Linked DNA regions of Homo sapiens: region 1 is linked to region 2. The links are chromatin loops, found by intact Hi-C in ENCODE. Cell type or tissue: Caco-2. All regions are shown on one strand. Each heading gives the region's core, and the rest is flanking DNA. Links, peaks and the distances in the headings are about the cores only.

Region 1 (15,655 bases), core at 7,656-15,655, 140 kb after region 2:
TTACTAGCTGTGTGATCTTGAGAGAACTGCTTAACCTCTCCAAGCCTCAGTGGTTCCTGCTGTAAAATGGAAGTATCAGGCCCCACCCCACTGGTCTCATATGTGGCTTAAATGAGATCATGTGAGTAAAGGGTTTAGCATATGCCTGGCATATAAATGGTGGACATAATTATCATGAACAAAGGAATCATAAAAGGTCATGGCTTGGGGGTCGAATCATCCAGGTGAAGTTTACTGATGGCCTCAGAAAAATCCAGAAGGCAGCATGTATAGCTCAATCATGGGTCCGACTCAGTAGGCAGGGGTATAGCTGGGTTTCTGGGTCTTTAAAAGCTCTTCATGTGATTTTAACTCATAGTCCATTTTGGAAACTATGATTCAGCCCAGGCCACTAAATTTAGAGATGGAGAAACTAAAGACCAGAGAGGGACAGAAATGGGCCCAAGGTCACACAGCATATTTTTGGCAACCGTGTCATCTCCAGAACTCAGGTCTCTGACTCTCACTGGGTGGTCTTTCTGGTAATTCATGCTGAGAAATTATATGTCAGATCAAGGTGTCTGGCTGTGGCTGGTGCCCCCAAGGGCAGTGTGACAGAGGGATTCCCATTCTCTTTGAGATTCTAGATGCTCTCAGAATCCCCCAGCTCTCTTTTTAACCCCTTCACATACATAGTGTGCATTAGAATGTCTGAAGTTCATTGGAAGCCCTTAATCTTGTTTACTATCACAGATTTGTTTTGTTTTGTTTTGTTTGGACAGAGTCTTGCTCTGTTGCTCAGGCTGGAGTGCAGTGGAGCGATCTCAGCTCCCTGCAGCCTCTGCCACCTGGGTTCAAGCAATTCTCCTGATTCAGCCTCCCAAGTAGCTGGGACTACAGCCATATGCCTTCATGCCTGGCTAATTTTTGTATTTTTAGTAGAAATGAGGTTTCACCAGGTTGTCCAGGCTGGTCTCGAACTCCTGACCTCAGGTGATCCACCTGCCTTCTTAGCCTCCCAAAGTGCTGGGATTACAGGCGTGAGCCACCACAGCTGGCCTCTATCAGAGATTAATAAGCCTAAACTTTTTTTTCTTTTATTGTAGGAGTAGACCATTGTTTCTACCCCATTATGCAAACATTGAATGATCCGCATGCTTTGGGGTATGCAGCCCAGCACACAAAATATTAATGAATATTTATTGAATAAATGAATGAATGTTTTGGGCCAGTAAATGAATGAAAGATCACAGGGAGTATACATTTCTTGAGGGCTGGCACTATTAGTTTTTGTTCCAGCACCTACAGCAGAGCCCACAAAGTAGACATTTATTAAATATTTGCTTCTTGGGGTTGAATCAGTGAATCAGATTCTGAATTTCCCATGGCCTAGTGGGAAAGAGAGATGCATAAACAAATACTAAGACTAGAGCAGGCTCGTTACTATAGCAAGGGTACCAGCCTGGTGCCGTGGAAGCATTGTGGCAGAAGTGGGGTGGAGAGGGAGGCAGGCATCTGGTTAGGGATCCCAGAAGTGGGGTAGAGGGGCACCCTTGCTTGGTACTAGACACTGGGGTAGAGGGAACCAGTGAAGACAGCCTGACTTGGGGGAATTCTAGGCCTTGTTTCAATCATAGCAAAGACACCCAAAAAGGAGAAAGGCAAGTGATAGGCCAATATGGGCTGCATGCTGACATTTTGTAAGAATCAAAAGTCTATATGCCCAAATTGAGGGTCATTCTATAAAGTAATGGGTCTGTTCTCTTCCAAAATGTCAATGTCAGGATAAATAAAAACCAAGGCACTGTTCCATGGTGGAGTTTCTCTGACCCTCAGTTTGCTGAAAAACAGAAGTAATTTTCCATAGTACTAGGTCCTCGGAGTTGTTTTTGACAATCAAATGCAATAATGGATATCCTTTGCCACGTGCTAAGCATAAGAAATGACTATTTATTTTTATTATTACTTAGAATAAAACTACCCCAGGACCCAAAGGAATTAATTTGTTTCTGGCCAAACCTCATTAACTGATTGTCCAAGTTTATGCTTTATGGAAATAGTGTGCATATTATTTATATCTATACACATGCTCAGCTGCATCTATATAATTCTCTGCAGTTCTGCTCAGGATATATTTTCCCACATTCACAAAAGAAGGAAATGCCAACATATTGTTGCAATAATTGAAGGCAGCAACGTCGCTCTCAGCAGGCCCCGTTGGAGTTCTCCTCTGCCTCTGTGAAGTCTGGGATGGTTATTGGAGGTTCTCTTAAAGTGACACATTTATTTCACCCATTAAAGGAACATCAACTAGATTTTTTTTTCTTGTTGAAGTTAAGGAAGATCAAACGAGCTTGCTTTGTTTCAATAGCAACTAGGGCTATAGGGAGTGGTCCCAGAAATTCATGGCTCCCAACCCTGGTCCCTTGGAGAAAGTTGCCCCCTGCCCGGAAGTCATCAGGACAACGTAGAAGTGAGGAGAAGACAGAAGAAAAGAACTTGGTCCTACCTGAGTTTGAAGAATGGTTAGATAAGTTCTTGAGGGCAAGGATATGTTTTGTTTCTCTCTGTATCCCTAGTACTTATCAAGTGATTGGTACAGAGTAGAATGTCTGAAATAAAGAGAAAGTAGGTCTTGGATGAAAGAATAAAAGAGTCACAACTCCAGCACTGCTTAGCCATCTGACCTCAGCTTCTTTATGTATAATCAAATGGCTGTAAGGCACCTTTGAAGGTTCTGCTAATAATTAAGCAAGATTCTGTAAATGAAGCCATTAATAAGGATTCTAGTGCATTATAGGAGTTTGTTTCCTTCTCAGCCTTCCCAGGGGTCTGCTTTCTTTAGAAACAGGGAAGGAGTCTGGTGGAGACACAAGCACTGTTGTCTGGAAGCCCCTTGCTAAGAAGTTGCTCCTGACGTCACTCATTCACAGATGGAAAGGCTCCCGGCAGACAGGCCACGCCCATGTGGTGCCTCCTCTAGGGTTTTATGGCTGATCTGAGATAAAATTTGATTATAAAACAACAGCCAGAGAATGATGGATTTACTCACTTGGACCCCTGCCTTCTGCTTGGAACTTCCATTTTATCAAATGAGATAATAACATACCTTAAATTGGGAAGGTGTGCATAGATGTGGTTGTTGTAAAGTCAATGCTCCTCGTTGAATTCCCACAGAATGTTTTCTCTATGGGGATCATAAAATTGTAAATTCTGTTCTAGCTGGTTATTATACACCAGGGCCCCTTTCCTGTATCAAGACACTTGGGAAAGGCCATGCATTCATTTATTCACAGTAGTATCTATATTGGGTACCTAATTTGTGTGTCAGGGACTGTGCTAAGCTCTTGATCAAAAATTCCTGATTTTTGTCTCACATCAACTCAATGAAAAAGGTACAGTTAGTTATTTTCCTTGCACATGCTATTTCCATAAAGCACAAATATCTTGCCAAAGTTATGCAGCCAGTAAATGATAAAGCTGGGATGCAGAGTCAGGCCTTGGACCTTAAATTCTGAGGTCTTAAGCACCATCATACACCAAATGAGCACCTGCTGACTATCTGATACGCCAAGCACTGAGCCAAATATTGGTGACCTAGACGTGAGGAGTTTCTAGTCTGCAAGGAAGACAGCCATTCATTCATATGCATGCTAATAAGAATCATTTCTTGCATACTAATTAAGAACAATAACACTTCAGCATTTATTCATTCGACATGTCTGCACTTATTGAGTTTCTACTATCTGGGAGATGTAGTGTTGAGAGGTGGGGATTGGGAGGGAGATAAAACAGTGCCTGCCTTGGAGGGACCTCAGTCTAGAGGGGAGAAAGGCTTTCAAACACATGCACCTATGGGGCAGTGATTAATAATGATAATAATGCATTCATTGTAGGGCAGCCATGCGTCTCACGACTGAGCTCTTGCTGTGTTCTAGCACAATTCTAGGTCCTGAGCTCAAAATAACTTCATGTGGGTACACAATGATATGCATTTTTTAGAATTTCTTGTAATATCAAGTGGACAAGATACATTGCATACTTAATGATAATGATATAATATGTTATTATATATTACATATACTGTATAATTATTGAACTTCTGCTACGTACCAGCCACTATTCTACAAGTTTTACAGAGTCACCTCATAACTCCTCACCACAATCCCAGGATGTAAGTCCATTTATCATTTTCATTTCACAGTTGAGGAAATCGAGGCCTAGAGAGGTTAAGTAATTTACTCAAGCTTACACAGTCGGATTAACAAGAGAGGCTTTCTTTAAAAGCCACAACTACAAATAGCAACAACAACAAAAACTTTGTTTTTAACCCCAACTGAAGTTAAAGTATGCAAATTAACCTGGCATATCATTTTTTACTTATGCCATAAATTATGCAAATTTCCTTTCCTGAAGCCCTGGAAAACTAGGCTTGATTCCACATATTTTACATTAATTTCCAAGGTGGTTGGCCCCAAGTTAGCTTTCCACTCTGTTAAACCTGCTTTAAAAGGGGGCATAGAAGGTGGAGGCCTGATCAGAAGTCCTTAGGGAATGAAAAGTCTTGGGAGCTCTGTCCTTCTTCCTCTGCAAATTGATTCATAGTTTGGTGGCATACTTCCATATTCAGGGCTGCCACATATGGCAGCATAGGTTGTATACTGCTTAATTCCAGGGGTACCATTCACATACACTGCAGTATAAATAGCTCCCTCTGGAGTTGTGCAGGATAGTAGTGACATGCATTGCATTCTCTCTATCCACCCTGCAGAGAGGGGCAAGGGAAGAATTCTATTCTCATTTTGCAGACGGAAACTGAGGCTTGAGGAGATTCAGTGACTTGCCCCAGCATGACACAACACAGAATTGGCAGAGTGGGGATCCACAGTCAGTCCTACCTCAGTCCTAATCCTGTGCTGAGTCCCCCATTCAGAATGCTCACTCTGAGTACATTGTTCTAAACATCTCTCCCTGTTTCCATAATATTAAAACTTTGTAGAAAAATGGTTACCAAAACCATGCATGGAGCCACATTCTGTGTTCCTACCAACCTCCCTTATTGCTCTTAAATCCACTGTCATCATTCCAGATGAATCTCTCATGGGAAAAGGGGAGAGCTCCTGGGACCCCACCTTGAGGCTTCTCTTCATTTTCCACTCCAACCTGATTTTCAATGCCTGGATCACTTTTAAATGTCTAAATACACCAGTTTATGAGGCTCCTCTTTTCTAGCTCTCTATCACCCACAACTCCTACCCTAAATTATTTTTTCCTAAGTCATTTACCCAAATAATGTGAAGACTGCACATTTTTTGCAAAGACTTTTGTGTTCTATGTCCAAACACTTTTGAGTCATAGCTGAAGACTGCATATCATTCATTCATTGATTCATCCATTCACTCATTTATTCAACTGAATAGCTAAGAATAGAGAGATAATAAAAGTCAACTCCTAACCCCGAAAATTTCATTGTACAGCACGGAGGGAGGCAAGTCAACAGATAGTTACAATGATGATAGGATTCTTCCCAGTTTTCTCAGATGTGATTATCAGACAGGCCACATCTTGATGAATATGTGTCTTAACTGGCAAAAGGGTTGCAGAGCCACATCCTAAAAATGAGAAGAATTGAGAAGCAGCTATCAAGGCCAGCAGTGAAAGTGTGTGAGACACCATCAGTGGCGATTGCTGTATCCCAAGGTATGGTTTTGTGTCACATGGCATGCTTCCCATACCAGTTAGAGATGACTGGATTAAGTATGAAGAACCAACCTATTGCCCAGTTGCCCAGTACAAAGGACTGGGCAGAAATCATTTGTGCTCTCTCCATGCTGTCCAATATGGCGGCCATGAGCCACACATAGCTACTGGGCACTTGAAACGTCGCTAGTAGGACTGAGGAACTCAATTTTTAATTCAATCTGATCTTAATTAATTTAAATTTAAATATCTACATGTGGTTCATGGCTACCATATTAGAGAGTGCACATGTGGTGATTATGCTGGAGAAGCCATAATAGCGAATGGGTAAGTGGAGGTGATGAGAGATCTATGGTGAGTGAGCAGAGGAGTTAGGCAATAGAGAGGAAGCCAGAATGAACAGATGCGTGGGGAGAAGCAGATGCATGCAAGAGAGAAGTGGAGAGAGTCCTGGAATGTTCTTGGCTCAATATTTGCAGTGTCCTTAGAGCAAACCTTCTTATTCTTCAGCTATCCTGAATGAGTCTTTGTTCTAAATGCCTTAGACCCTTTTTGGCTTCTACAACAAAATACCATAAACTGGGTAGCTTATAAGCAACTGGACATTATTCCTCACAGTTCTGGAGACTGGGAAGTCCAAGATCAATGTGCTGGCAGATTCAGGGTCTGGTGAGAGCCTGTTTCTTATACATCACAGCTTCTTGTTTCAACATTTCTACCTCTCATGGTGAAAGGGGTAAGGTGTGTCTCTCCATTTGTTGTTTTTTAAATACAAGGTCTTGCTCTGTCACTCAGGCTAGAGTGCAGTGGTGCAGTCATAGCTCACTGCAGCCTTGGACTCCTGGGCTGCAGTGGATCCCCCCATCTCAGCCTCTTGAGTAGCTGGGACTACAGGCATATGCCACCACACCTGGCTAATTTTTAGAATTTTTTGTACAGATGGGGTTTTGCCATGTTGCCCAGGCTGGTCTAGAGCTCCTGGCCTCAAGTGATCCTCCTGCCTCAGCCTCCCAACTGCTGGGATTACAGGCACGAGTCTCCACACCTGGCCTCAAGCCTCTTTTTTTAAGAGCACCTATTGCATTCATGGGACCTCTACTTTCATGACCTAATCAATTCCCCAAAGCCCCACTGCTAATACCATCAGCAGAGGGGTTGGATTTCAACCTATACATTGGTGTCGGGGGAGGGGACATAAATATTCCAACCATAGCACTATACCACAAAAATCACATTAGAATATACTATTTCCTCTCTTGGAAGCCATCGCTGACCTGAGAATCAGCTCGGTCCATCAGTAACAACAGCAACTCATAATTCCCCTCTTCATCCTCATCACTACCACCCACTCCCATCATCTCAGAGTTAAGTGACTTGTTCAAGATCACAGCATTAGGTTTGAACCCATATCTCTTGGACTCCAGGGTCTGTGTCTTTTTTATTATGGTGTACGGCTTTGAAGAGCCCATTCCATTTTGGCAATGTGAACTCACCAATTTATGACACTAAGCTAAACTGGGAATAGGTGAGACCAGACAAGGAAACTGACACCCAGAGGCTTATACCCACTAAGACTTGTCCTGAGCTCCAGACCCCAGGTGCTATACTGTATCCACCTACCTTGTTCTAATCTCCAGCCCCAAAACATCACCAGTCCCTACTACTTGCTCCGGGCTGGCACCAACTACATTAGCTATGCCTCACTCAATCCTTCCCTGCTCTCCACATCCCAGATCCCCAGTGGGTTTCTCAATCAGCCACTATCCATGACCCATGGTGAGAGTGAGGAAGCCTAGGAGGGATACCTAGCCTGGGCCTTGGGTCTCCTTGAGCCTCTTCATTTAACTCTTGCTTGCTTGACTCAAGCCAGATGCTTGGATGGCACCATTCCCCGGTGCAAGCTTATCTGCTGGTGCCTTGAAGATTCAAGTGCCAAGTCAGCAGAGGAGGGAGCTATGGCTTGATTTCCACTTCTACCAAAGCCTCTTTCATGCAGTCAGTCTTCCATGGCCACATAATGTAAATGTCCCATGTGGGTAATAGACGCCAGTGGTTTACTGAAAACAGATACCCTTAAAACTTCCATTGCCACACTCCTTGGGTCTCAGGACATAAACTTGAGAGGGATAGGGATTCCATTTTTCTTGAAAGTAGGTGGAAGTCACTTTAGCATGGGAGTCAGAAGACATGAGTGAGGGGTTCAAGTCCTGGCTCTGCCACTCACAGTTGGGACTTTGAGTAAGCCCTTTCTTGTCTCTGGGTCTCTTTCCTCAATAAAATGAAAATATCAGGGAGAGGATTGAGGCAGATAAGAATCCCAAATAACTGCTAGAATCTGATTAATATTACAGACACCAAGGAGGCCTACTCTAACTATACAACCTCTCTCCCATATCATATTATCCCTGAGAAGTGGGCAGATCATAGACCCTCACTCCTATGCAAGGCCCGGTGCCAGCTCAAGGTGACAAAGTGGCTTGACTAAGGATACACATCTAATAAGAAGCAACAGACTGAAACCCAGGCTGCTCTGACTCTAGAGCCTGGGTTTTTATTCACTTTGCTATACTGTCCCAGTTTTCAGCTGGGCATTTGCTGTTTTTGCAGCTGCCAGAGACCTAAGAGAAGGCAGATTCAACAATAAGCAGTAGGATGTCCAGAAGGTTTCTGCTTTGAAATGAGCTTAGGCACAGGGCAAACAATTGCATCCAATATTTCCTTTGGAAAGAAAGATGGCTTTAGTGAGGACCCGATGAATGGCCTATCTTGTGGTTTTGTGTTTGCACAAAGGTTTTTTCTTTTCTCTTTACAAAGTGTATTTCTCTCCTCCCACTTTTTAATTTTTCTTTCTCTTCCTCCTTTTTTGTAGAGTTACTTAGTGATTCCACATCTATTATCTCATTGGTTTTCCTCTACAGCAATCCTATGAGGTTGGACACTATTATTATTCCCATTTTTCAGATAAAAAATCAAGGTTTATACAGGCTGCCTAAGACCACACAGGATAGGAGAGTCAGGAATTAAATTCAGATGTCAGGACTCTAACTTCACCTCCCCAAAACTAAGATTAAGAGGAAAAGTCATTTAACATAATGGGTTGAGAATTTATACCTGATTAGATACAGGCTAAGGGGCATATGAATGAGTAAGATTCAGTTGAGGTTTTCTAAGAGTTCATTGTTTAGGGGGAGGGAGTTATGTAAATTGGCAACTCAGGCATTATCAGTGTATGAATTACCCATAGTAGAGGGATAAAATGTGATAAGGGGTCAAGAGGATCATTCATAATTGGCATAGACAGGAGAGAAGCAAGAGAAGACTTCACAGAAAAGGAGAATTAGGACTGGGTTCTGAAGGATGAATAGAAGTTTACCAGGTTAATAGTAGAGCAATAATGGCAAATTTTTATTGAGTGCTTGCAATGAGCTATGAATATGCACATATATTGACGAGTCTTAACAATCTTGTAATGTAAATCTAATCCTCTCATTTTATATATCAGGCCAAAACAGGCCTAGAGAACTAAAGTAAATAGCTCAAGATCATACTGTTAAAATCAGCCAGTTGGGAACTTGATTTAGTCCTCTCTACACAACCAGCCATGCGCTCCTCTAGGATGACAGTCCAGGCTGCAGGAATAGCATGAGTAAGATGAGAATAAGGCTCACGCACAAGCCATCAAAGTAGGTATGAAAGAGGCTGGGATAAACTGTTTTCTGTCTCAGAAAGCTGACTTGGGACACCTGGCATTTGCCACTGGATGAGAAAGCATCTCTCCTCTTGGAGTCCTGTCAAACCACCTTGATCTCCAGGCTTGCATCAGCTCTCCATTTCCATTTTGCTCTGTGCTATGTGATACCCACATCTTCATGCCCCAGTATTTAGAACAAGCGTGGGCTTTGGAATCAAAAGTTCTGGGGTTGAATCCTGACTCCACCGCTCATTGTCCATGAGACCCTGAGCAAGTGCTTGTACCGTTCTGACCCAGTTGCCTTATCTGTAAAATCTAGTTTATCATACCACCTGATAGGAACACATGAGGATCAAATACGTGAATACAGGAAAAGCACAAAGACAGCCCCCTGGCACAGAGTAGGTCCACAATCAATGGCAAACAGCAGTGTTATATTTGCTATAATGCTGGCTATAACCAGCCCAGGAAGAAACACATGGGGGTGTTTGAGGTCTTCAGCCTTCCATGCCAGCACTTACTTCCTCAAGGACTGATTTCTTGGTATGTGCAAAGCATCTTAACTCTCTTGTCCCATCCCAGCCCTGTAAGGACAGCTTGATGAATGTGGTAGTGATTATTGTGATCCATTTTACAGAAGGAAAAATTGAGACTCATAGATAGGAAATGGTTTAGGTTAGGTCCTGAATTTAGGGGCTTACAGAAACCAATTTTATACAATGTGAGTTCTCCATTAATGGTTGGGTGACCTGGAAACTTGAGAAATTGCAAGCAGTCACATAATCTCGGTGTCAACCAATGAACCAGCTGGACTGCTCACTCTCTTTTACGAGGTCTTCTCCTTTCCTCAACTGGAAAGAATAATCCCTATGTTCATCTTTTTTGGGAACTACTGAGGGTTGGTTTTGGTTTCTGTCCTGTCAGTGTTTGGAGTTTGGTGCACTTACCCATCCAGACTATCTGCACATTAATGGTGAAACGGTCTTTCTCACACATTTCATTTAGAAATACAGAAGGACCCAGCTTGGAAGGCACCAAGGATTTAAACCTTACCTATGCATAACTCAGCTTCTCTAAGCCTTGGTTTCCTCATCTATAAAATGAAATGATATTGTTAAAATTAATTAAAATAACCAACGTAAGTGCCTGAGATATAGTAAATGCTCAGTAACTATAATGATTGTGAATTAGTTGCCTATAAATAAAATTGTAACCTGTTTTACCTTATGACTCACTTCAATTTGACCAGCTTTACTTAAATGCTTGCTATGTGTGCCAGGGACTGTGTTAGGCATTGAGTACACATCCCATGCGCATCTGGCAAACACACACCATCCCTTCCTATGAACCATCAGAATCTGCATGTGGTCTTGGGGAATGCAGGATATAAAAGGTAGTAGTGGGACTTGATGTCATGATTCTGACACCAGCCTGGATCTGAGGCTGGACTTCAATCCCTTTGTGATGTTAGGCATTGCTTAACCTCTCAGTACCTCAGTTTCCCCAGTCCATACAATGCAGATAACAACTGCATCTCTCTCATGGGCTATTGTGAGAATTCTCTGCACATATCTATATAAAGCACTTATTATAAGGCTTGGCACAAAATCAACACTCAATAAATGCTGTTTGCATTGCTTAAACTCAGTCCTTGCCATGTTCTAGTAAATTATATCTCGTGCGTCCACTGACCTCCTCCCAACTCACCATACTTTTACCCTTTCCTCAAAGCAGTCCTATTCCCTGCCCTGCTCCCTCTTGTCACAGCCACCAAAGGGATGCTTCTAAGGAACTACAGTAACCAGAGGATTATGCAAACATGCAAATCCACTAAAGCAGTGTTTACCCAGGGTTGTGTGATGCTGTCTGTGCTCAGCAGCTGGGCCTCGCTCCCTTCTGAGAAGATTCCTTCGGTGTCATCACAACCTCTAGTGGACAACAGCGAACACCGCGGCTCAAAGTCCTTTGTTCCAGCTCTCGTCTACCCAGCCCGTGAAGTTCAGGGGAGAGCAGGGAGGACAGGCAGGTCCGACAGATTATCTTTTTTTTGAGCGTGAGCATGTGCACCTGCCTACTTTCTCCTCCCACTCGCTCCTCTGTTTCCTCTCTCCAATTCCGCGGGGGTGTGATGTGTTCTGAGAGTGAAGCCTTCAGGATTTTCCCTATCCTACTGTAGAAATTTCTCCTCTGGCTGCTGGTACCTGTCCTATCCCCTTCAGGGCCAGTTCAAATGCTACGTGCTCCAGGAAGCCTTCACTGACCACCCCTGGTGAGAATTAAACACATCCACGTGAGGTCCCATAGATGTCTGATATCCCCCCACCAAAGAACTTACCACATGGCACGGATGGTAGTAGTTTACCTGCAGATGTCTCTTGCTAGGCTGCCATTACTGGGGCAGGAGCCTTATCATATTATAGTACTCCAGCACCCAAAACAAGGTCTACCGCATGCGTAGTGCTATAGATCAAATGTCTGTGTCCCCCCTAAATCAATACGTTGATGGCCTTATCACCAATGTAATGACATTTGGAGGTGGAGCCTTTGGGAATTAATTAGGTTAAAATGAAATCATAAAGATAGGGCCCCCATGATAAAGATTAGTTCATTTCTAAGATGAGGAGACCCGGGCTCTCTGTCCCTCTTGGCCATATGAGAATTCAGCTAGAAAGTGGCTGTCTGCAAAGCAGAAAGAGAGATGACAGACACTCACCAGATACTGAGTCTGTTGGCGCCCTGAGCTTGGACTTCCCAGCCTCCAGAAATGTGAGAAATAAATTTCTGTTGTTTAAGCCACCCTATCTAAGGCATTTTTGTTATAGCAGGTTGAACTAAGACACATAGGAAGTGCTCGGTAAATTCAAATGAATGAATGAAAGGGCAAATATCTTTTTCCAGAAGACTTGCTTCTTATGTCTTCTTCCCAACCATTAACCTGCTCTCCTGCATCCGCTCGATCTCCAGTACCATGAACTCTGATTCCTGATGGTAATATTTAGGTTCAAAAAGAAACAGCATGAGAGTTTGGAAGGGAAGGGTGTCTGCACCAGGCAAGGTCAAATTCTCATCTGCCAAAGGTGAGAATACAGGTAACTGGAGTTACTCACTATGCCCTTCAACCCCTTTCTACTTTAGCCTGAATTATCCCAATATTTACACCAACATCTGCTTCATGCCAATCGCAGAGATTTGTTTTCTTGGTGTCTACTAATAGGAGCAGTTTGCCCTTTGGAAAGCAGGGAAAGAAAGAAATAAACATTACTTGAGCACCTACTCCGTGCCAGCTGCTTTTACATGCATTATGTAATCCCTGCAGCCATCCTTCCAGGCTGGTATCATCAGTCCTCCTTGCCCTGCCCCCATTCCTCAGATGGTGAAATGGGAGTTCAGATAAAATAGTTCTGCTGAAGGCCATGTGTTAATAGACAATGGAGCTGGCCTCTGGACCCAGGTCACTCTAATTATGGAGCTGCACTTCTTTTCCTGGACTTTATAAATCTAATTCCAGTGCCCAGTTCAGTCAAACTCCCCAGAACAGCCTTTCCACAGCCTCTTGGATGTTTTGCAATTTGGCTTCATGAAGAAAACTGCAAAAATACAAAAAGGGCAGTTGGATTGACATTTTCCTTGGAGCATTCTCCGGGCTTCTTTTTACCTTTTCTTTCTCTTTTTCACTGCGTGTGTCAAGGGTGACCAATAATTTTTCTCTGAGAAACAGTAATAAAATGTAGTAATCAGAAAGAGGGAGGGGAGAGATGATAGCAAGGCCTCCAGGCTGAGAGGAGCTCCATTCTGCTGACCTTTGGTGTTGCACACACCTGGTTGTTCACAGGTCAGAATTCCCCTCTCTTCTGCCCTTAGTCGCCAGCTAGATCTTGGAGCGCCCCTAGTGGAGGTCTGCACAGTAGGTATATTGGATAAATTGTCTCTGGACAGAATAGGAGGGCCAGTAAATCGAGCTCATTTGAACAGCTTGCAGGAATGGACTTGTAAGCAAAAATAAGAAAACAAGCCACTCTGATCAGAAAATATCCTTTTGCCCTGGAAGGGGAAGGAAAGGAATGTAACATTATTTTCTTAATACCTAACTGAGCCATATGAACACAAGATGAATCCCTCAAGCTTAGATACGGTGGCCCCTGGCAGGAACGGGCAAAACTCTATGGAAAATAATGCCAATCCATAATGAAAATAGTCTTTAAGTGAATCTAACCACAACACACGTTAGAGACTGGGGAAGCAGCAAATTTGAGCCTTATTGAGCAATACTGAATTTGCCTTATTAATTCAAGAGAAAAAGAAAAGAAATTATTCTTAGGCTTTGCAGTCTTTGCATGTAGTTACAATTATTCCCCATGTGCATATCTGAGACAATAAGGAGGCTCTTCAAAAACAAGTTATACTTTATACTTATTCATGCCTTACAGCGAAATGGCCCAGAGAACCACGTGACCTGCATCAGAATGTAGCAACAAGTCCCTTTTGAGTATTTACAAATCCCCTCACTTCACCGCAAGCAGAAGAACTAGTTCGCAACAACGAGTTAGGTGAATGGTTCTCCATCTGACATTAGTGGATGTTGGGCTCTACATTAAAAATAGAATTTATTGTGGAAGGTCAATTGTCTCCAAATGCACCATCAGACTCGGCAATGCTCATTGGCCAGTATCACTCCCTCCTTATGACTCAGAGTCAGAACCACACACTTATTAATGAGCTTTCTGAAGTAGCACATCAATTGACTTTAATTTGGTGGTGACCTGAAGTCAATTTAAAAAATATGCTGGCTAGCCATGGTGTTGAGCAGTTGGAAAAATAGTATGAAATGTCTTAAAAATTAAAACACACACATGTCTCCCCCTGCTCTTACAATGTGTTTGCAGCCCGTGAAGGAAACAGAATAGGAAATCCTTGTCTTAGATGACAATTCAATACGTGCCATTAAGACAATTTTTTTTTCCCTGCAAGGTGGTGTATTGGAGAGTGGAGTTCTCAGAGGTAGAACTGCTTTAGAAAATCCAGTAAGCTGCTGGGTAGATTCAGGTTCTTTTTATATGTGTGTTAGTCACAACACAGATTCAAAAGGGGGTGGGGGAGGGAGAGCTGGACTCAGTTCAAGGCCACCAAGCCATTGTTAGAAAGAGACAGCTAATTAAGAAAGGCCATGCTGTGGTGGAAACGATTTGTTTAAACCAAATCTCTTTCCCTATCTTTCCCAGAGAAACTGTCCAGACCTGGTGTAAATTGTGGACATTATTGCCCCATAAAAAAGGGGTGGGGGTTCTTCAATGATATGCTTTGTTAAACAAAAGGTGATGAACAATTTCCTTTGCTCTGCACTCTGGGCTCTACATTTAAAAAGACGGGGAGATGGGGGATAAAATGCCTGATTTATGCTGAGGGGGGCACTCCAGGCCACCGGGAAGGGTTGAAGGGAAAGGGACCCAGAGCCAGGGCCCATGGAGCTGAGAGCTGTCCAGGGCCTTTGGTGCTGAAAGCAGGTGCGCGCGCTGGGGGTCCAGAACTCCCCGGAGAAGAACACCGCCTGTCCCCCAACTCCGAGTCAAGACGGTGCAAATGACAGAGGCGGAGCCCCAGATAAGCATAGTGCCTGCGCTCCCTCTGTCTTCAGCCTGGGCAGACCCTGCAGCTGTCTGCTTTTTTACACGTGAGGAGCGCATTTCTGGGACCTTGCAAGAAGGCCGGGTCCTGTGGCCAACTAACCCTCCCATTGATTTTCGGGTCTCCTAGGTGCCTGAGAAAACCCCCGAAGCTCTGAGGGTTAGCTTTGGGTGAGTTAGGCGTTGCACCCCTCTCTCTATCTGGCCCTCTCCCCCACCCATAACTTTTCCTGGGGTACCTTACCGGGGTGGAGAGAGGGTATGGTTCCAGGTCTGAGAAAGAGGAGCTGTCATTCTCTGCTAAATTTGGGCCCCTCTTCCCCTTCAACAAACACGTGGTAGATGAAACTAACACCCCTCACCCCCCATTCCTAACAGTGATCAGAGATGCTAGGCAGTAGGGGAGAGAGTAGAGGGGAGCCCGTTCAGGTTCCCAACTGCTAACTAACATCTCTTCTCCCTCCCCTACCAAGTTCTCAGAGCCCTCAGCCCCCTCCACCGGCCTCTAGCGAAAGCCACACCCAAGTCCGGTATCCTGACGCTTGGCTGAGATCGATCCAGGAACACAGACCCTCGGGGTAGCCTGAACCAAAGGAGTCAAGGGTTTCTGTGGTGTCGGGGGGAGCGGCAAATGCACTGTTTGAGTCTAGTCCTCAGTTGCAGG
Region 2 (16,061 bases), core at 2,704-10,703:
CTCAGAACTCGAAGAGATGGGTACCATTGTTATTTTCATTTGAAAGATGAAAGAAACCGAGGTCCAGAGAAGTGGGGTGACTTTATCCAAGGTCACACAGCCACTCAGTGAAAGAATTGAGACTAGAACCCAAGACTTCTTACTGTAGGTGAAGGCTTTTTCCTGTCCCTGAAGGAATTCAAGATCTTTCCAGAGTGTCTCCCACATGCTGAAAGCATCATGTAGGGAAAGAAACATTTTCTGAGTCTTCTATATGCCAGGCACCAAGCCCTAGGTGCAAATCTTGTCTCTTATTCTTCCTAGCTGTGAGATTTTACACAAGTTCCTTCAGCTCTCTGAGCCTCGGTTTCCTCGTCTGTAAAATGGGGATAATGATGCTCAGATCTCATAGGATCATTGTACACAGTAATATCATTTGGAGCTTTGGGCTGGGACCAGGAGACCTGAGTTCTAATCTCCACTCTTCTATGGTCATGGTAGCTTGAGGGCAAAAATGATCCCAAAGCTTGGCCCCTCTCTGTATCCACACCATACCTCTGGGTTGGCCCTTGCTTTGTAGCTTGCCATAGGATATGGCAGACGTGCGGCTGTGCCACTTCCTAGTGTGGGCTCAAGAGGCCTTGAATGCATCTTCTTCCTTTCTTGAAACTCTGGCCAATCACCATGGGAACAAGCCCAAGCTAGCAATTGGAGGATGAGAGGCACATGGAGCAGAGATGCGTGTCTATGTCAATCCCAGTCTATGCCCACCTAGACCACGACAGCCAACCCATCCCCAAATACATGAAGAAGGCCAGTGGCTGCCCATAGACCCACCTGCGAGCCCAGCTAAGACCAGAAGCACAACGCTGATCTCTAGACTCGTGAACAGAAATACATGCCTGCTGTTTTATGCCAGTGAATTTGGGGTGGTTTGTTATACAGCAATAGCTGACTGATAGAGTGGTCTTGGGGCAATCTCTTCCCATCTCTGGGCCTCAGTTTCCTCATTTGCAACATAATGGAATTTGGGCTCTATGAAATTTTCTGCTCCTTCTCTAATTCCTTCGAACTTTTGGCTCCAGGGAAATCCTGTCTCCTCTTGCTAATGGGCCAGAAGATCTGAGTTCAGCCAGTTTTATTTTTGTCGTGGCCATTTCTCCTGTGATTTTTGCTGATATCTGGAAATCTATTCTCCCAGGGCTAACGTTGTCCTCAACTCCTGAATCTCTCTCCTCCTTTCCTGGCTCTCAGGTAGAATTCTTACAGTCCAAAGCAGCTATATCTCTGTTTGAAGAACTGAAGTGCCTCTGGACAAGGCACTTAATTTTTAGGGCTTGGAATTAACTTAGCACAGAACAGGTTGGCAGCAGCTGAAGAGGACTGTTCTGCAGCTATCAATCATATGGTTACCTGGGTTTGTTATTAGGCCCTTTTATTTCCTGGTTAGAGAACTGTGCTGGGGCTCATAAACAGGGAGCAATGTTGGGAACTCTGCAGAGGAGCAAAGGAAGGCACGCTGGAGCCTGATTGAGACTTTTTCCCTGCAGAGATGGATGTATGTTCGCAGTAGATGTCCAGGAAACGGGGAGCAGGAAACACTTTGAGCCTCAGTTTCTTCTTCTGTAAGATGGAGCTCGGAATTTCTCTCATGTGGAGCACTTCCCTACCGTTTGTGTGTGTGTGTGTGTTTGTGTGTGTGTGTGTGTGTGTGTGTGTGTGTGTGTGTGGTTAAAAACTGGCTTTGGTCTTAGAGACCTGGGTTCAAGTCCTGACTTGGCCACATCCTAATTGTGTGACCTTGGGCAAGCAGTTTCATCTCTCTCAGCCTCAGTTTCTTCATCTGTACAAAGGAGTAGTCACACTGACGTGATGTAGATATTGCATAGGGTACTGATATTGCATTGGAGAGTGAAATGAGTTACTATAGGTAAAAAAAGCATGTAAAGACTGGCACATTGTAAGTACTCAATGAATGTCAGCTGTTGGTCTTTATCATCATCATCATCATCATCATCAATGAGATAATGTGTGCCAGTATTTAGCATAAAGTCTGGGATATAGTAGGGGTAAAAGTAGTGTTAGCTATGGTTATCTGCCTATCTTGTGTCAGAAACCTTATGTTATCTGTTATTTTAATTTTTACATTATTTAATTAATTTACACACCCACCTTCTCTGTCTCTCTCTTTTTAGAAACAGGGTCTCACTATGTTGCCCAAGCTGGTCTCAACACCTGAGCTCAGGTGATTCTCCCACCTCAGCCTCTCAAGTAGCTGGGACCACAGCTGCAAGCCACCATGCCTGGCTAATTTTTAAATTATTTGTAGAGACGGGGTCTTGCTTTGTTGCCCAGGCTGGTCTTGAACTCCTGGGCTCAAGCGATCCTCCCATCTTGGCTTCCAAAAGTGCTGGGATTACACGCATGAGCCACTGTGCCCAGCCTTACCGTCTCTTTCATTCAACAGATATTTATCAAGCACTTTCTTTGTGCCAGACACTGGGGATAAAGTGAACAAAATATCCCATTGTGGGTGCAGGCACCAGCACCTTCAATAATCTGCCTGAGGCCACAGAGCTGGTGAACATCAGGATGCACTTACATGCACCTCTTTTTGACTCTAGGCGCTTTTATGTCTCCTTGGCTGCAAGGCATCTTCAAGGTTGTGGCCCCCGTGCTGAGCTCTTGTGGCCACAAGCAAGTTGTCTTTCTGGTCCTCTCTTGCTGTGTGATACTTGCTAAGTTACCTGCCCACTTGGGGCCCCTCTCGGATCTTCTATTCTACGATGCCTTCACCAATGTTAGTTCCCTTATTCTCCTTTCCGTAATTTATTTTGAGAGTTGGGGAAGGGGTGTGGAGAGAGAATGAATGAGAGAGAGTGAGAGGAGAGCAATATGAAAAGGCCCTTAGGGTTTAAAAGTTTCTGTTCAGTTGTGTTTTTAGAGGAAGAGGCAGATTTCTGATGGAGCTGGGAGGGATACGTGGTGGGTTAGGGAGGCATTTGGGGTGTGAAGAAGGTTTAGCCTGAGGGCTCCTGACTCATCCCAAGTTGGTGCAACCTCCTTCTTTCCTCCAACACCAACAATGTGGGGCAGATGGTTGTAATTGATGCTGTGATTCAGAGCATTCATTTCATGCCTAATGGTCACTGTCATCACTGCTTGAATCCTTTGCTCACGACACTTTTCTCCCATTAACTCCGGGCAACTGGCACTCTTCAAGATTCCTTCTGGATGTCACCTTCTCAGGGATATTTCCATAATTCACGGAGATAAATCTAGTTCCCCTCTACCTCCTCAACTCACCCTCCAAGCCACAGGACTTTGCTTACATTTTGCCAGGCTGTCTGTTTATGGCTATGTGTCCCTTCCTGAACTTTGAGTCCCTACAGGCCTGGGAGCCTTCCCGTGTCGCTGCTACATTGCCGAGACACACAGCTGGTGCCCCGAAAGCTGTTCAAGTCAGTGGAAGTGGAGGCTACGGTGTGTGCTCCGTCTTTACTAGCTGTGTGACCTGAGGAAACCACGTAACCTCTCTGTGCTGTCATACCCAACCCATAAAGTGGTAATGATAATATCTGCCTTATCTGAGGATTCCTGATAATAGTAGTCTCCATTTATGAAGCACCAACTATGTGCCAGATACCATGCAATGTGCTTGGCATACATTATCTCTAATTTGGGTAATTACCCTTCTGTAATTATCTCTACCCACATTAGCTCTCATTTATGTAATTATTATCTCTGCATAATAATGTTCACATTTATTATTGCTCACGGACCTAAACGATGCAGCTCAGGGCCTGCCTAGCACATAGTAGGTTTTTAATAAATGGTAACTAATTAGAACCGCCATGGCCACGGTATCAACAGACTGCCCAGTAGACGAAGAGGGAGAGAGATCCCCTCTCGCCTGGGAAATGTGGCTTACGTCCTCATTCATGACTCAGCAGACAGCTAAGTCATGCGCCTACTATGGGCCACCTACCCAGCTCGGTCTGCAGTGCACACTCCCTCCCCATCGTCGATGTGAAAAATAACAATTGCAAACACTTAGGAGGGCTGAGGGGCCCGGAGGATGGAATTATTTTTACTATCAAACCCAAATTGGTTTACTAAAACTGTCAGTGGAAAACCAAGCAAGATAAATTAAACCCAGCAGCTCTTGGGCCTCACGTAACCCTGGCTGTTGAGATGCTATTTTCACTCCCTCTGTGGGAGGGAGGAGGTGCCAAGTCCAGATGCCACTCTGCCAAGTGTGTGCCAAGCTTGTCGGCGTGAGCCTCGGGCTGGTGACCAGAGGACTCAGCTCCCTTCTGCAAAGCTTTAATCTCTTTAAGTGCTTAAACCCTTTTCCTGCTGCCCAATTTGGGGAAGCCCAGACTCCCTAATGTGGCCTTCAAGGCGCTGCTGAGTCGCATTCACCGCCAGGCTGTCCTACTTCATGGACGCACCCTTGAACTCCAGACACACAGGGTCCTGGAGACATGGCAAGTGGGGTTAAAGTCCAAGCTCCGCCAGCTTCTAGCTGTGCGATCACAGGCACTCTCCCACCACCCCGAGCCTCAGTTTACTCATCTGGAAAATGGAGATAATAACAGAACCCAAGGCATGTGCTTGTCGTGAAGATGTCTAGGATGTAACTGCTTGGGATGTCCTAAGTGCTCAGCAAATATTAAATATCATGGACAATTAAGAAGGGAGCTGTGCTTTCCTGCCTCTGGACCTTAGCACATGCTGTTCCTTTTGGCTGGAACACTGTTCCCCTCCATCTCTGCCCATCTTCTCTCTGTCTTTCAGGTCTTAGCATAGATCAGGGTTTCTCTGCTTCAACACCGTTGATATTTTGGGTCAGCTCATTCTTTGTGGTGGGGACTGTCCTGTGCATTGTAGGATGCATAGCAGCATCCCTGGCCTGTCCCCACTAGATGCTGGGGGTGCTCTCCCCCGCACCCTCCCATTGTCCCAACTAGAAATGCCTCCAAACATTGGCAAGTGTCCCCTGGGGCAAGATAGACCCTGGTTGAGAAAAACTGACTTAGACTTTACTGTTCTCAGGAAAGCTTCTCCCTCACATTCTCAGCCAGGCTCACCTTCCCTCGCTCTGGGCCCCCAGAGTGCTGTATTTCCTCTTGCTGGTGCTGTATCAGCCTACAACATGGCTCCCCGGGGGCGGGGCTGCATCTGTCTTGCTCACTGCCAGGGCCCAGCCTCAATGCCTGCTACATAGTGGATGCTCAATAAATATATGTGGAATCGATTTAAACTTGCTCAGTGACAAAAATGACAGTCCTCACATGTCCATGATGATTAAAACTGGGACTGAATTGATTTTGATGTCACTGCAAATCCTAAGGCCCCGGGATGACACTGGCTGCTTGTCCTAACGCAAGTCGTGACAGCTGCCTTGGGGAGGGCGATGCCCCCCCTTATTGGCCCCATTCTGAGCCTGTCTGTGGTTCCGTCATCACTTTCTGCTTGGCTTAGTGTCCAGTGCTCAGAACACCCGGGAGAATGATACAGGCTCCCCAAGCCCCACGGCACTTGGCCCTGAACTCTGCCAGCATATCTCAGCATCACTGGATTGGGGGACCTTGAAGTCCCCCTCCCGCTAGATATTCTGATTCTAAGGTCCATGATGACACATCCTTTGAAACTATAACCCTATAAAATATTCTCTTGGGGAGACCTCCTACTTCTATTATTTAATACTTTACCTGATAATTTTTAGCCAAATGTTATTTCTTATCAACCAGGTTCCCTGTCATGTAATAAACCTGTACTTACTAAAAAATGGAGGCCATGTCCCCAGAAGGTCTTTCCATATTTTTCTGACCCTCTTTTTTCCCTCCACGTGCATCATAGCCAGCTGAACATAAATTTGGGTTCAAATTCTCGCTTTGAAGCCTCATGTCTGTATGATCCTGACAAGCTACATTTACTTCCTTGCCTTTTATTTATTAAGCACCTACTATGGGCCATGCACTGGTCTATATATTAGGGTTACGGCAGTGAATAAGACAAAAAATAAACTCCTGCTCTTCTCCTGGAGGTGACATTCCAGGTGGAGGTGTGGGAGTTGAAATACTTCAAGATACACCACAATGCGTAGTGTGTTAGGTGGTGGCAAGGGCTATGGAAGTGAAGCAAAGTCAGAGGATGGAGAGATGGGGAGCAAGCTCTGCAGATATTTGGGGCAGAGCATCCCAATGGCAGGGGAGACAGCAGTGCAAAGGCCCTGAGGTATGCGTGTGGAATGGCAAGAAGGCTAATATGGTCAAATGTACCATACAGAAAGGAGAAGAGAGGAATAAAGCGATGCTGGAGATGTAACCAGAGCTAGATCCCATAGGGCCTTTTGTAAGAATACTGGCTTTAAGTCCAAATAAAACAGGGAGCTATTGCAGAACTTTGAGCAGAGCATGGGTGCTATGACTTCGGTTGTAACAGGATCACTGAGTGTTGGTTAAAAAGAGGGGGCAGAAGTGGGAACAAGGATATCTCAAAGGCCGTTGCAATAACCCTGGGAAGACGCAGTGGTGGCGTGGACCCTGCAGGTGGCAGTGGAGGTGTCAGAACTGCTTGGACTCTGGGAAGACTTTGACTTTTGAGTAGAAGCAATGGAATTTCCTGAGGATTTGGCTACAGGGTGTGGGAGAAAGAGAAAGGTCCAGTTCACAGTGAGTGTGCTGGGCTGGGGGCAGGCTCATACGGGCTTGTAAGAGCTAATGGTCCAGGCATTTGGAGAGCCTGTTGTCATTATGTTGGTATATTAAAATGGGTCATGGTGGGAGTATTTACACCGTGGAAATTGACAGATGCTACAAATCAGGGTGTGGCCCACTGTGCCGCCAACTTGTTAAGAAAGCCAGCACTCCACTGGGCCAGAATAACGCCAAGGTTTCTGTTTTGTCGTTGTTTGATTCTTTCCCCCAAGCAACTGATGGAATAGATCATACCTTACACATATGAGAAAGATGGGGGTAAAATAAGTATAATAGATAAATAGATAAATAAATATCTCCCTATAAGTAGATATAGGGAGGGAGAATCAGGAGTTTGTCTTTGAATACATTTCATTTGAGATGCCTCTTAGACATCCAAGTGAAGTGGTGAGGAAGCAAGAGGATATAATTAAATGTAATAGTTGCAACTACTTCATGGGATTAATCCAAAGAACAAATAATACAATTTATTTTTAACTTATATGAAGTAAAAATTAATGTTAGTAAAGACCTTACAAATAGTAAGTGCTTAAAAACATGAATTTCTTCATTGCTGCAATGAGAAGGGAGCTTAAACCCTCAATCACCTTAATCATTTGCAAGGGTTGCAAACTGGTGGTCCTCAGTTTGGATTCAGCCAGTAGGCACTTTTTTTTTTTTGGAGGAGGGGATGCTATTTTTAAAAATTGAAATTATGGCCCGGGGCAGTGGCTCACACCTGTAATCCCACCACTTTGGGAGGCTGAGGCAGGCAGATCACTTGAGGTCAAGAGTTTGAGACTAGCCTGGCCAACATGGTGAAACCCCATCTCTATTAAAAATACAAAAATTAGCTGGGTGTGGTGGCACACGCCTGCAATCCCAACTACTCATGAGGCTGAGGCAGGAGAATCGCTTGAACCCAGGAATCGGAGGTTGCAGTGAGCTGAGATGGCACCACTGCACTCCAGCCTGGGTGACAGTGAGACTCTATCACAAAAAATAAAATAAAATAAAATAAAATAAAATAAAATGGAAATTGAATTTAAATGATTTTAGATAGGGTATGTACTTCCTAATTCATCGCAGACCCCTCCCCTCCATATAATCTCACAACAGCTCTAATTCCGGTATTTGTGTTGCCTGGCCCTTCATGATTTTGGATTTGCAACTACCCTTGATTCAAGGTAGCCCATCATCTTGCAGAGGAGGAATCTGAGGCCCAGAGATGCTAGGTGCTGGGTCCAGGGCTGCTGAGGGCATGGAGTATCAGGGCAGGGAGGAAGGAAACTGAGGGCCCTCTCTCCTGGTCAATGCTCAATCTACGATTGTGAAAATGTTCAGAAGAGAGAAAGCCTGCCCCCGCTGCAAGGGCTCCCTTCCTGATGCTAATGCCAGTGGCTTGGCTTTGGGGAAGCTTTAATTGCATGAGGTTCCCGGATCGGCTGCTCCATTGCATGCATGCTTAGTGGTAGAAATAAAACCCAATCTGGTGTCAGGCTGAAGGTTAATTGAATATTTGATGCCTAGAGATGATGAAAGTAAAGATTCCCATTTTCTTGTTTCCTCCTCTAGACCTCTGGCACCAAAGGGAGATGTGGGCCCGTCTTATTTAAGCAAAACCACCCATCTGGGAGGCTCCCTGTGAGGCCAGAAGAGGCAAGCCAAGCAGAAGAGAGGGGATTATAGATGACTTCATGGGGCCTGGGGCTGGGTGGGATCTTCTGCCAGAGAAGCCAAGAACTCAGGAGTAGGTCGTACCTTCTCTTGGCTGAAGACAGGTAGTTTTCCTGGTAACTTCTGGGGGAAGGAATTCATAAGCTGGAACCATAAATTTATTTTTATGGACAAGGACAAGGGGGCGACACAGAAGGCTTCCTAAAGGATGCAGCCTTAGAATAAAGTTTTCTATGTGAAGCTTCAGCTAAGAAGACCCCAGAGCTTCCCTTTGATCCATTCCCTCTGTAGTCTCTACCCACCTGCCATGCTTTGCTCCAGCCACATTAAACTTTATGTCATTAAGTGGGTCACACTCTTTCATTTCCAGGCTTTGTAGATGTTTTGCAGATGTTCTCATCATGTAGGTAGGACATTCTTCTTCCTTTCCTGTCCTGTCCTCCCTCCCTCCCTCCTTCTTTCTTCCTTTCTTTCTTTTCTTTCTTTCTTTTTCTTTCTTTCTTTCTTTCTTCTTTCTTTCTCTTTCTTTCTTTCTTTCTTTCCTTCTTCTTTCTCTCTCTCTCTTTCTTTTCTTTCTTTCTTTTTTCAGAGTCTCACTCTGTCACCCAGGCTTAAGTGTAGAGGCATGATCTTGGCTTACTGCAATCTCCACCTCCCGGGTTCAGGTGATTCTCTTGCCTCAGCCTCCCAAATAGCTGAGATTACAGGCACCCACCACCACGCCTGGCTAATTTTTGTATTTTTAGTAGAGGCGGTGTTTCACCATGTTGGCTGGGCTGGTCTTGAACTCCTGACCTCAAATGATCCACCCACCTCAGCCTCCCAAAGTGCTGGGATTACAAGCCTGAGCCACCATGCCTGGCCAGGACATTCTTCTTTTCCCCTCGTCACCTGCCTACCTTCTCTTTCATGCTATTATAGAAGCTACTTCCTCCTGGAAGCCCTCCTGATTTCACTCAGGTGCCCTCACCTGCCTGTCACTGCTCCTTTCACACTGCATTTACTTTCTTACCTGCCTCACCTGCTAGGCATGCAGGGTGAGGACTGCCCTGTTTTTCTCACAACTGTATCTTCAGTGCTAAGCCTACTGCTGGCACACGGTAGGTACACAATAATTTTTTCCCTAGAGTTAAGAGAGACAATCCATTCCATTCTTTCCAATATGAATTTTACCACTGAAGGAACAACCATTAGAACCTTTCCAGCACATAAAATTGTGCTTGGTTGATAGTAGACACTCAAACAGTTCGGTTGGAATGAATGAATAAGCATCTTATTCCAGACTCTAGAAGTCAGAGAGAAAGGAATGGGGGGAAGAGGATGAGGTCTATTTAATTCAATTTGAATTTTTATTTTTTTTTGAGACAGAGTCTTACTCTGTTGCCCAGGCTGAAGTAGTGGTGCAATCATGGCTCACTGCAGCCTGGAACTCCAGGGCTCAAGTAATTGTCCCACCTGAGCCTCCCAAGTAGCTGGGACTACAGGTGCCACCATGCCTGGCTAGTTTTTTTAATTGTTTGTAAAGATGGGGTCTCACTATGTTGCCTAGGCTGGTCTCGAACTCCTGGCCCCAAGTGATTCTCCTACCTCAGCCTCCCAAAGTGTTGAGATTACAGGTGTGAGCTACCGTGCCCAGATGAGGATGAGCTTTATTGAGGAGTGAGGCAATGGGCTAGGAACGCGTAAAATCTGCCTCCAGCAGCCACAAAGCACTGATGTTCCAAGACCCCCATTACAGGAGAGAAAAATTGAGGTCCAGAGAGAGGCGAGAACAGGTGAGCCCAGCCCAAAGTCACATGGGAAGGAGGTGGAATTCTTTCTTAGATTGGCCTGGCCCCAAGTCCACAAGGGGCAGCTATTCAAGCTGTGTAAGTCTCTGACTCCACTGGAGAAGGAGGTTCTGGGACAGCCTCTGGGGACACTTCTTTTTTTTTTGAGACAAGGTCTTACTCTGTCACCCAGGCTGGAGTGCAGTGGCATGATCATGGCTCACTGCAGCCTCAATTTCCCAGGCTCAAGAGATCCTCCCATCTCAGCCTCCCAAGTAGCTGGTACCACAGGCGTGTGCCACCACATCCAGCTAATTTTTATTTTTTTGAAGAGACAGGATGCCTCTATGTTGTTGGGACTGGTCTCAAACTCCTGGTCTCAAGCAATCCTCCTGCCTCAACCTCCCGAAGTGTTGGGGTTGTAGGCATGAGCCACCGCACCCAGACTAAGGACACTTGCTGTGTCTAAGGAACAGCCTCAAAAGCCGGTCACTAATAATTTGAAAATAATTTCTCTTTCTCTTGCAAGGTTCCTCTGTAGAGCCAGAGAACTGTGAGTGCTGCTTCCCCAGGCTGCTGGGTTTCAGCACTCTCTCCGCCCCCAACCACCCTCCCGTCTGCCACCTGGGTCTGTCAGGAACCCTGTATTCTGCTTTCTCCAGGCACCACCGTCTGTCTTTGTCCACTTCTCACCCCCATCTCACATGGGGCAGTGGAAAGAGCATGACTGAGAAGCCACAGAAGCCTGAATTTCAGCCCCGCTGCTCGCTGGCTTTCTGGGTGGCCTCCCTGCACCTCTGCTGCCTTCTCAGACAGTGGGGTTAATGACCTCCCAGGGGGGGTTCTCTGTGAGAATTACCTAAGATAGAAATGCTTAGAGCAGTCACTTTTGCATCTGGCCCAGAGTAGCTGCTTCCCTGCAAGTGTCACCCTCTTGGGGAGCTAGCGGGGAACATTCTGGATGGAGAATCTAATGGTTACCCCCTGTGAATACAGGAAACCCAGCCGCACAGCTAAGTAAGTCCGTTCATTAAAAACATTTTTTTTCATTCAGCAATCATTTCCTGAGCATCTACTGTGTATCAGACTCTGCGTTAGACTGTGGAAACAGAGGGTAGTCAGACCCAGCCCCAGAGGAGAGGACCTTCTGGTCTAGTTGAGGGAGACAAACAGGAAAATAAACAACTGTAGTCCAGTAAATGGGTGTTACAGTGCCCCCTTCTTGCTGGCCACACTGGCCATTTGGTCCTTTGAAAATGAGATGCTTGCCACAGGGCCTTTGCACATTCTGTTCATTTGGGATGCATCACTCCAACTCATCTTTTAGTTCTGAGCTTTAGTATCAGATCCTCGGGGAAGACTTCTCTGACCTTCCTTTTTATATCAAATTCCAGTTAAAGAATCTCATAGCACCATTAACCTCTCCTTACATCACATATTGAAGTTAGAGTATGCAATTATTTGTGTATGTCCTCATTTCATATTTGTTTCCTAGGCTGAATTTCCCAAAGATAGGGACTCTCTCTCTCTCTCCTCTCTCTCTCTCTCTGTGTGTGTGTGTGTGTGTGTGTGTATTTGTGATGCTGTTCTTGGTCTCACTATGGGAATGCCTGTTCTCTGCATAGTCCCGGCACATAGTAGATGCTTAGTTAATATTGGTTGAAAGAATAAAGCAGGAGCAATTTCTTTCTCAATCTCCCAAATTTTGCCAAATTAGAGGGCCACCCATTTTAAACACTCACAACTGGATATCTAAGAAGATCCGTTTCTCTTCTCCCACGTGGATCTTCCAGATACAATCTTCACCTTCCACGTAGGGCTCGGGCCAGTTTGGGGACAATACCACCCCAGCCACAGCAGAGAGCTCCCCACCACACATGGCTGTAAAAGACAGACAGGCAAGAAGACGGACTTTATTTGTAAAGAAGTCAATGTGGCATAGCGGCTAACCATGTGGGCTATGAAGTCAGACAGCCGTGAATCTCTGTGTACTGTGGACAGGTGTCTTCACCTCGGGCAGCCAGCACGTGTGTGTGTGTGCGTGTGTGTGTGTGTGTGTGTGTGTGTGTGTGTAATGATTAAATGAGAGCTGGCCAGCTGCCTACCTTGCACCTGAGGGTTGGTAAAAGTTGGGCTAAGAGGTGCTATTGCTCTTTCAAGACCAAGGACAGAGCTCAGTGGTCAGAATGACTCCTCAACAGCCTCTGCTCTTTTGCGGGGTGAGTAGTGGCTAAGAGACCGCCCACTCAAGTTAGGTGGTCCCGGGGTCCCAATCTTGCCTCTGCTGCTAACAGGCTGTAGGAGGAGGTATGTAATTTCCCAGAGCCTCAGCTCCCTTTCTCTACAAAATGGGGGCAATACCACTGCCAACCTCATTGGGTTATTTTGAGGCTTAAGCTCATGAATGTCAAACATGCTGCACAGTGTCTGGCACATGGTAGCTGCTCGATAATTTAGATAATGTTGCTATGACAGGTCCCGGCCCTGAACTGGAAGCAGAGATGTGGCTGCGGCAGGTGCCCTTTAAATTCTACTCTGTGTTTACCACTTTGGAAAGGTCTCAACATGGCAGAGGCCAAAGCACCAATAAATTCCGCTCTGTTAAATCGGCACATTTAATATAGGGATCAATCCCTCACCATGGCAAGGCTGTGATTTCACACCAACTGCCATTGAGGCGGTGGCTGCCAGGAGTGAGGGCACCTTTCATTACTCCACATGCCAGCAGGAGACCCAGGCTCAGGGTGGCTCAGCAGCCTTGAATATGGGGAAACGGGCCAGGTGCGATGGCTCATGCCTGTAATGCCAGCACTTTGGGAGGCCAAGGTGGGTGGATCACTTGAGGTCAGGAGTTCGAGACCAGCCTGGCTGATATGGTGAAACCCCGTTTCTACTAAAAATACAAAATTAGCCGGCTGTGGTGGCACACGCCTGTAGTCCCAGCTACTCAGGAGGCTGAGACAGGAGAATCGCTTGAACCCGGGAAGCGGAGGCTGCAGTGAGCCGAGCGAGTCTCTGTCTCAACAACAAAAAGAATATGGGGAAACTGGCAGGACAGTCCACTGCAGCCTGTGTAGATGAGGGTTCTACAACACTGTCCAGTGGGGCTCAGAGCACAGTGCTCTGAGAACAAAGAGACATGAGTTCCATTCCTGTCCCTGCCAATTCCCCTTGTGTGTTCTTAGGCAGGTCACTTCACAGCATTAGTTTCTCACCTACAAATGGGGCCGATACAATCTACTTTATAAGGCTATGGTGAGGTTGAAATCAGATAATGCACACACACTCTTAGCAAAGTGCTGGTAGCATAATTATTACACACCAATTAAGAACTATTATTGTTCTTATTAATGAGGTTATTGCGTGGGTTGTGCACTGCACAAGCATGCGTAGCAGAGGGAGTATTTAGGAGCTGAAATCCATGCAGTATTCAGCTCACTAAGCTGTGCACTGTGGGACCTATGCCTGGAAGAAGGTGCACCTTCTAAAATTCACCCATTTTGTAATTTTCTCAAGACCAGCAGCAACCCTGAACCAAAGGACAGTGAACCCTGGAAAGGGTTCTAATCCTAAAGTTGGTATGAAAACTGGGGACAGGCCTCTAAGCTGGGGCCTTGGTCTTCTCATCCAAAGGGTGGAGATCCCTGGGGTGCCGTGGGAAGAGCGTTGTGGATCCGCTCACCTCTGCACAGGGGCTCTGTGTCATTCCAGTATGGGTCCCGCACATTGATGCATTCGATGATGGCCGGGCCCTGCTCCAGGGAGTGGCCGGGGTCGCAGGTGAACTCCACTATAGTCCCAATGTTATAGGTCGGGTCGGATGTAGTGAAGTTCCCATTCTGGATGTAGGGCTCATAGCAGTGGCCTTTCTCAAACGCTGAGGAAGGGAAAGAGAGGCAGCAGTTCAGATGATGCAGGGACTACCCCACGGTGCTATATTTCAGAAGATGGGTCCCCTGTGCTGTTTAGAAAAGCCCCAAAGAAAACAGGTACCAAATTACGTGTCCTGGTTCCAGCTGACGTGTTGAGAACCCTGGGGCCACCCAGTTGACTCCTTGGGACCTCATTTAAAAAAATCTAAAATAGGAGTAAGAATCTCTGTCTTCTCCACCCTGTGGAGTTGTTGTGTTTTAATGCCTTTCCACATCCTATATGGATCCTTCCCATGGCCCGTAACTTCAGAGCCCTGACTTTTTGCCACTGGAAACTGTAGGGCTGTCTATGATAAAAGCCAGCTTTTCTTGGCAAAGCCAGAACAGAAAGTCCCCCAGCGTACATGAAATGCCCAGCGAACCCCTTCTTCAAGAGTCAGGGTCTCAGCAGGAGAGGCTCTTGCTAAATTCTTCTTGGAGGAAGAAGTGGCTAAATTCTAAGAGGTCTACTAGGTGGAGTGGAGCAGAGCTTCAGGGCTCCCCAGCACAGGATGGACAGAAATCTTAACTCCACCCTTGTTCACTGGTGGTCTTGGGCCGGTCACCCAAGTGTCTTAAACCTCAGTTTCCTCACCAAAAATCAGATAGAATAACAGTTCTAATGTTTCAGTGTGATGAGGATCAAACATGATGCAGAAGCTGAAATCCAATCAGACAGTGCACAGAAGGCACTGAGCACGTAGTAAGTGCACAGTTAATGATAGGCATTGTTATTATTAATGAAACCAAGAGCCTGTCTTTGGAAACCAAAGGATCCACATGGCCATGGGATTTCCCACATCCTTCGCAGCCCAGATTTCTATCTCCCCATGCTTTCCCTGCTCCCAGGCTACCCCCAGCCCCACAAGAGAAAGGGAAGCTCCCAGGGACCCTCACCTTCAAATCGGATGTTGAAGGTGGAGGCCGCCCGGGCCTGGTCGGACGTGAACTCGATGCGGATGGTGTTGCCTTCGCTCAGCAGGCCCTCAAAAGGGACACTCTCGGTTTGAAGGGAGTCGTAGAGAAGAGCTGACTTGTTGGTCTGCCCGCTGTGAACCGTCATCCTGGCAGTGGGAGCAGAGAGGAGGGACACTGACAGATCTTCCTGGGTCACTGACATGGCAGAGGAAGGGATGTGCTACGACTGCCTCTGGAGCCTCATTACCGGATCCCAAACCTAACTCTGCCTCTTTTTTTTTGACAGAGTTTCACTCTTGTTGCCCAGCCTGGAGTTCAATGGTGCGATCTTGGCTCACTGCAACCTCCGCCTCCCAGGTTCAAGTGATTCTCCTGCCTCAGCCTCCCGAGTAGCTGAGATTACAGGTGTGTCCCACCATGCCCAGCACATTTTTGTACTTTTAGTAGAGATGGGGTTTCACCATGTTGGCCAGGCTGGTCTCGAACTCCTGACCTCAGGTGATCCACCCGCCTTGGCCTCCCAAAGTGCTGGGATTACAGGCGTGAGCCACCACGCCCAGTCCTGACTTTACCTCTTATGTGCTCAGACAAGCATCACCTTATCGAACCTGTTTCCTCTTCTGTACAATGGGACTAAATGCCTGTCCTGGCTTCCTTATGGATTTATTCTGAGGTTGTAGGGAGAGTAATGTATATGATGTAATAAACCAAACGACGAACTAATGAATTGATGTTGACTATTATTATTAACTGAGAAGTTGGAAATAATGGACTAATCTCATTGCCTAAATGGTGGCTTTTGTAAAGTCAGGCAGACCTGGGTGTGAGTCCTGACTCTGTCACTTCTCAGCTGTGTGACTTTGCACAAGAACACTTCACTTCTCTGAGCCTCTGTTTTCTCATCTGTAAAATGGGTACAATTGCACCTATATCAGAGTGTGGGGCATGGTGGCTCAAGTCTATAATCTCAGCAGTTTGGGAGGCCAAGGTGGGTGGATCACCTGAGGTCAGGAGTTAGATAGTAGCCTGGCCAACATGGTGAAACCCCGTCTCTACTAAAAATACAAAAATCAGACAGATATGGTGGCGCGTGCCTATAGTCC

Evidence for each region. Hi-C counts contacts between places; a loop is a spot of excess contacts. Peaks named below come from ENCODE experiments on the same cell type or tissue, not always from the same donor. Only the 100,000 strongest peaks of a DNase experiment are listed, where the experiment ranks them.
Region 1: it touches region 2 in a loop (30-fold over the local background); 7 of 110 quality-filtered maps call a loop at or near these places.

Annotation. Positions count from the first base shown.
Region 1 is chr22:26,170,183-26,185,837 of GRCh38, reverse strand. The region is part of intron 1 of SEZ6L (seizure related 6 homolog like); the gene reads right to left. Among named protein-coding and RNA genes, the nearest start is that of SEZ6L, 8.5 kb to the right of the region's middle. RefSeq lists an enhancer at 14,458-15,397. In Caco-2, for the core only: a CTCF peak has its summit at 13,247; DNase peaks (open chromatin) are centred at 11,287 and 13,237; H3K27me3 peaks cover 115 bases.
Region 2 is chr22:26,309,713-26,325,773 of GRCh38, reverse strand. SEZ6L (seizure related 6 homolog like) reads right to left here. Exons shown (of 17, transcript NM_021115.5): 7 at 14,938-15,104; 8 at 13,812-14,006; 9 at 11,872-12,010. Among named protein-coding and RNA genes, the nearest start is that of SEZ6L-AS1, 71 kb to the right of the region's middle. RefSeq lists an enhancer at 3,882-4,848. In Caco-2, for the core only: no CTCF peak of the experiment used is centred there; no DNase peak of the experiment used is centred there.